2 separate regions of the Mus musculus genome follow, and region 1 is linked to region 2. A link is a loop called in an ENCODE intact Hi-C map of the cell type or tissue named here. Cell type or tissue: left cerebral cortex. All regions are shown on one strand. Links, peaks and the distances in the headings refer to the core of each region. The heading gives the core; the rest is flanking DNA.

Evidence for each region. Hi-C counts contacts between places; a loop is a spot of excess contacts. Peaks named below come from ENCODE experiments on the same cell type or tissue, not always from the same donor. Only the 100,000 strongest peaks of a DNase experiment are listed, where the experiment ranks them.
Region 1: a loop joins it to region 2, with 4 times the contacts of the local background. A loop is called at or near these places in 4 of 42 quality-filtered maps.

The regions. Positions count from the first base shown.
Region 1 is chr10:117,709,701-117,712,549 of GRCm38, reverse strand. Mdm2 (transformed mouse 3T3 cell double minute 2) reads left to right here and starts at 1,792. Exons shown (of 12, transcript NM_010786.4): 1 at 1,792-1,998; 2 at 2,522-2,604; 3 at 2,766-2,849. The coding sequence starts at 2,770. In left cerebral cortex, for the core only: a CTCF peak has its summit at 1,824 (motif pointing right); DNase peaks (open chromatin) are centred at 1,755 and 2,392; H3K4me3 peaks cover 1,783 bases; H3K27ac peaks cover 1,637 bases.
Region 2 is chr10:117,057,878-117,061,190 of GRCm38, reverse strand. It overlaps Cct2 (chaperonin containing Tcp1, subunit 2 (beta)), which reads left to right. Exons shown (of 16, transcript NM_007636.3): 7 at 341-543; 8 at 2,993-3,093; 9 at 3,273-3,313. Among named protein-coding and RNA genes, the nearest start is that of Cct2, 4.3 kb to the left of the region's middle. In left cerebral cortex, for the core only: a CTCF peak has its summit at 1,729 (motif pointing right); no DNase peak of the experiment used is centred there.

The DNA.
Region 1 (2,849 bases), core at 350-2,849, 650 kb before region 2:
CCCCATCCTGCTCATGCCCCAATCCCATGAAACTGCACACAAGCCCAATTGGGCTACTTCATCTCCCAAGGCTTGGGTTCTGTGAGACAGGTTCTCTGTGTGCAGCCCTGGCTGATCTGCAGCTCACTGTGTGGACTCGTGGACACACTATCTTGAACTCACTTGTCTCTTCGTCTCTACTGCAGGGGTCAAAGGTCTATGCCACCATGCCTGGCTGAAGGTTATTAAATTTAAAATGAATATTCACTCCATTCCTAAGGGGAGAAAGGTTTCTGAAAAGTCCTTAATCACGAACTGTTGGGGAAATGAAGGCTGTCAGTAAGAAGTGGCAAGCCCCAAAGAACGAAATTACCTTTCTCCTTTAGGTAGGTTATCAATGTTACTCAAATTAGCTTTAAATTGCTCAACTCAAGCTATCCTCCTGCCTCAGCTTCCTGATTATCTTTGACTGTGCAAATGTGCCACCACCCCTGGTTTTAAGTCCTTTAAGATCTGGGGCTTTTGCTTTGGGGACCGAGGACTGAACAATGCAGGACCTTCTCGGTGCCACACACCCTCCGTTCTTAGATGTACCTTAAAAGGTGGACCCAGACGGCTGTTGCTCTGTACCTGGGATTACACGCACACCATTATATCTGGCCTTATCAATGCTTTTCTTTGACCTGCGTCCACACTGCCTAAAGCAGCGTCCAGGCCAAACTCCTATACCTTATAATGCTATCTTGGGCCCTCAAGATGACTAACAATTAGAAAGTTTGTAAACACTGGAGTGTATGTGTTGAAAAGGCCAGGCTGATTTCATGACAAGTTTCAAACTGGCAGTTAAGGGGACTAGGCCTAAATCTCTGTTTCCAAGAACTGGGCAATTCCGGGCAAGTCCGGGCCTCAGAAGCTGCCCCGCCTGAGGCAAGGACAATGGGTCAGCAGCAGTTTCCAGACTTTCTCAGCCAAAAGTTTCCAGCCCTCTCACCCCGGGAATGGAATGTCCCTAAAGATGGACCCAATAGATTAACATAGAGGTCACCTATCCCAGAATTCGCTAATATGCTTTATGTCAGGTCTGCAAACTCACTTGGGTGTCTCTATCTTAGTAATGGGGAGAGGAGACACCAGAATGCTGACTTCTGCAGATTAAAACATTCTTTGCGTTTACATACTATGAGCCCAAGGTGTCATGGACCCTAACAGTCTTTGAATTTTTTTTTTTAATTTTAACTTTAATTATGTGTATGTCTGTGCACACAGGTGCGGTTGCTCATGGAGACCAGAAGAGTGTGTTGAGTACCCTGCAATGACAGAATTTGTGTGGCGTGAGTGACTGAAAACCTAAAAAGGAGCTGTATGCACTCTTGACCATGGAGCTATTCATTTTTTATTCATTATTATTTATTCACTTTCCACCCCGCTCTCCGTTCCCTTCTGGGACACCCCCTTCTCACAATTTCCTCCCCGTCCCACTCCACCCTCTCTCACCTTGCCTATTTTTAAAGTCTTAAAAAAAAATCACTCATTTGTATACAACTTCAGCTGCTGGCGGGATGGATTTAAAAATACTACCCAGCTGTTAGTCTTGCTTTTCTTTTGGTAGCAGCAGCAGTCGGATAGGAACTTGCCTAGCGACCATTGCGGTTTCGAGCGGTAAACACAACCGCGCGGCCCCTCCCCACCTCCTGCGCGCTCCGGCACCGGGCGGCCGCTAAGCCCCGCCCCCCGCCTCCTATTGGTCCAGGAGGCGGCGTCGGGCGTGCGCGCGCGCACGCCCCGATGCCCGGATGGCCCGTGGCTTCCGGCGTTCTCTCCGCGGACGGTAGGGGGCGCTCGTCACAGAACTCTGCTTTGTTAACGGGGCCTCCGGGGCCAGCGTAGCCTAGGAGCGGCCGGTGAGGAGCCGCCGCCTTCTCGTCGCTCGAGCTCTGGAGCGACCATGGTCGCTCAGGCCCCGGCCGCGGGGCCTCCGCGCTCCCCGTGAAGGGTCGGAAGATGCGCGGGAAGTAGCAGGTACCCGCTCCGTGGGCGGCGGAGAGTCCCGATCATTCCCTCTTTTCCGCGCCCTCCGGGGCCTACTCGTAACCCGGGCCGGCTCGTGGGGTCGCGGGGCACGAGGCTGGGCGACCGTTTGCCCGCGCTGGGCCCTGATGTCATTCTGCGGCCGGGGGTGTGCGTGTGGGTGGGAGTGGGGGGTGGGGTGGGAGATGGCGCGGTTAGCACGGCGCATGCGCGGGAGGGGACGGAGGGAGGGGGAGGAGGGAAGAGCGGGGGTCTCCCAGCAGGCCCCGCGCGCGGGGGGCCCGCTCCGGGGTCGCGCTGGGCTCGTTGCTGGGGTCCAGGAGGTGACAGGTGCCTGGTCCCGGACTCGCCGGGATGCGGCTTCCGGGACGGGTGGGACTGGGCTGGGCCGAGTTGACTCAGCTCTTCCTGTGGGGCTGGTCAAGTTGGGACACGTCCGGCGTCGGCTGTCGGAGGAGCTAAGTCCTGACATGTCTCCAGCTGGGGTTATTTAAACGCTGCCCCGTTTCCGCAGCCGTCTGCTGGGCGAGCGGGAGACCGACCGGACACCCCTGGGGGACCCTCTCGGATCACCGCGCTTCTCCTGCGGGCCTCCAGGTAAGGGACAGCTCGCCGACGTCGTTTTGCATTTGAGAGCTATTGCCGAAAGACGTTTTCTGTCTCCTTCGTAAATGCATGTATCTATTTGTCCCTTTTCGTAGATGTTTTATAATTTCAAGTTTTTATCGTGTGTGTTGTTGTTTTTTTTCTACTTGTAGGCCAATGTGCAATACCAACATGTCTGTGTCTACCGAGGGTGCTGCAAGCACCTCACAGATTCCAGCTTCGGAACAAGAGACTCT
Region 2 (3,313 bases), core at 396-2,895:
AGGCCGCCCTCCTATGAACCTTTATTCTTGGGAAGGTTTAGCTTTATGATGTAGGACACTTGTTACTCGAGATATTTCTAGACGTGGAATTGCTGAGTCTAAAAGAATACACATGTTTAGTTTACTTCTACATTACCAAATAAACCACCAGAAATTAATTCTGTTTGTGCTGAGGGACAACACTGAGTGGGCCTGGGCTTAGGGCTCACCGAGTTTGGTGCTTTGATGGGAAAGACGGGATCCCATTGTTCACTTGTTCCTAGTAAATCTTTAAGAAGTCAAGGATACTCAGTGGATAATTTTAATAACAAGCATGTCTTCTTCTGTTTGGTTTTATTAGTTCTGATGAAGCCAGATTCTGGCAGGACTTAATGAACATTGCAGGAACGACATTGTCCTCAAAGCTCCTTACTCACCACAAGGACCACTTTACTAAACTGGCCGTGGAAGCGGTTCTCAGACTGAAAGGCTCTGGCAACCTGGAGGCGATTCATGTCATCAAGAAACTAGGTGGGAGTCTGGCAGACTCCTATCTAGATGAAGGTATGTGTGTATGCCGGAACGTACCCATTGATCTCCACCCTGACACTACTGAGGCAGAGAGCTTGTCTTTAAGGACCACTTGGCTGCTTGGGCCATTGTAACAATTTGTCCTGTTGCGGTCTGTGTGCTTCATCTTCAACACCGCTGAGCATTGTTTGCTTTCTAGATTTCAAACAGGAAGTCTCTGCTAATAACAGAAATTACAGCTTTACCAAAAGCTGTTCCCAAATGCTTTTTCAGGATTATATGTGTTTTCCCTAAGTCAAATTAGCAGGTTGTTGTAGATAAAGGAATTTTTGTCTGATATTTTATTGGCATTTGTGTAAAATTTTAGACTTGTTCTCTTAAGTGTTTTGGCAACATATGTGCACTACATGCATAAGTGGTGCCCATGGAGGTCAGAAGAAGGAACCAGAACCCTTGGCACTGTAGTCAAGATGGCTGTGAAGCCACCATTTGGTGGAACGTACCCATTGATCTCCACCCTGACACTACAGAGGCAGAGAGCTTGTCTTTAAGGACCACTTCAGGAAGAGCAGCAAGTAGAATCTCTTCAGGCCTTGTTGTTTTTTAAGGTAGTCTTGTGTAGCTAGCGAGTGTGTGTGTGCGTGTGCATGCGTGTGCGTGCTCGCACGCAGCCAAGGATGCCCTTAGTCTTCTGTCCCTTCTGCTGCTCTCCCAGGCTGTGATTATGCAGTACTGGGGGATCCATCTCGGGCTTTGTGAATGCTAAGTAATTATCTTTTAACTGAGCCACATTGTTAGCCCCAGGAACATTTTCTTTTGCGTGTCCAAGGTTATTTTAATCATGTGCATGTTTGGTCTGTGTATGGGTATGTGCATGCCAGTGGCCAGAAGTAGCAGCTCCACTCTGGTGGTTACAGGCTGGTGCGAGCCCCCAGTGAGAGTGCTGGGAGCCAGACTCAGGTCTCTGCAGTAGTAAGCACTCTTAACATCTGAGCCATCTCTCCAGCTTTTTTTTTGTTGTCGTTTTGAGAAAAAAATATTTCCAAAGTTATGTGATTAATGTATGAGTACATTGTAGCTGTACATATGGTTGTGAGCCTTCATGTGGTTGTTGGGTATTGAATTTAGGACCACTGGTCACTCTGGTCAGCCCTGCTCGCTCAGGCCCAAAGATTTATTTATTATTATATCTAAGTACACTGTAGCTGTCTTCAGCTGCACCAGAAGAGGGCGATCTCATTATGGGTGGTTGTGAGCCACCATGTGGTTGCTGGGATTTGAACTTAGGACCTTCAGAGGAGCAGTCAGTTCCCTTAACTACTGAGCCATCTCTCCAGCCCATCTTAAAGGGTTTTAAAAAGAATCAAGTTGTGCTTTGTAAGCTTGTGTCTACAGTGATTTGGAATCCTGGCTTTTATGTGTGTCCTGTGCCATTTACTTACGGAGTTGTGAAAATATTTTGGTTCCGTTGATCTGCAAGGTCTCTCTAATGTTTCTAGTGGTCTGCCAAGTAGGGCAGCCTTGTAACAGAGGCTCATACTGCTGTGTGTGTGCGCTCTATGCCAGGAATTGTAGTGGAACCTCGATCCTGTAGCTGTTCTAATCATCTGCTAAGTGATGGCAAGCTGAATAGAGCAGAAAGCCCAAGGTAGGGTTACTGAGCCAAACGTTTGTCATGTGTCTTAAGCCAGTGCAGATGTCAGTACCAGGTCATGTGATGGCAGCAGATCAGCACGGCTAGAAATGGCATCTCTCCTTGAGTTGTGCATGATTTATATGTGAGCATCTGGTCGACCCCAGCCATAGCCTAAGGGCAAGAGCAGGATTGGGAGCAGGTTTATGTAGTTGTGTTGTTTTTGTGTTGTCCAAGGTGGTTCCATTTTCCTAGCTGTCTTGTTTATTTTAGTGAGGCTGGGTCTCTGTTATGTTGCCCTGGTGGTCCTGAAACTTGCTGTGTAGAACAGGTGACCCTGTCTCTGATTTCCAGTTCTCACTGCTAGTTTTGCTGGTTTTAAGCTAGTAAAAGTGAACTTAAATGTGTTTACATTGTGAGCTGTAGCCTCTGATCTGGTGTGTGTGTGTGTGTGTGTGTGTGGGTGTGTGTGGGTGTGTGTGTGTGAGTGTGTGTGTGTGGGTGGGTGTGTGTGGGTGGGTGTGTGTGGGTGTGTGGGTGTGGGTGTGTGTGTGGGTGTGTGTGTGTGGGTGTGTGTGTGGGTGTGGGTGTGTGTGTGTGTGTAACAAAAGTTTCAGGGTGATGTGGTTTGTGTCTGTACTGATGCTGTAGCGTTGCCTGTGTGTATTCTCTTTTTTAGTTGTTTCTTTGCTTTATTAAGTTTATGGGTCCTTTGCTATGTGTATGCCTGGTGCCCGTGGAGCACAGGATCCCCCAGAACTGGAGTTACTGAGGGTTGTCAGCCAGCACGTGCTGTGCAGGTTTACTAATGCATCCTTAAGTTTATTACCATCTTTATGTTTGTTGTAGGTTTTCTTTTGGATAAAAAAATTGGAGTAAATCAACCAAAGAGAATTGAAAATGCTAAAATTCTTATTGCAAATACTGGGATGGATACAGACAAAATAAAGGTGCGTGGCTACATTTCTTGACAGGCTGTTGCTGGTGCTGTTAACGTAGGAGTCAGTTACACCAAGCAGATGAGACACCTATATACACTTTGAAGCGTATGTTCGTAGAAACGCTGAAGTACGTACGGTGTATTTTAAGAGGAGTGAACCTTACACTGCCTTTATGTCTTCAATCTTAGATATTTGGCTCTCGGGTAAGAGTTGATTCCACAGCAAAGGT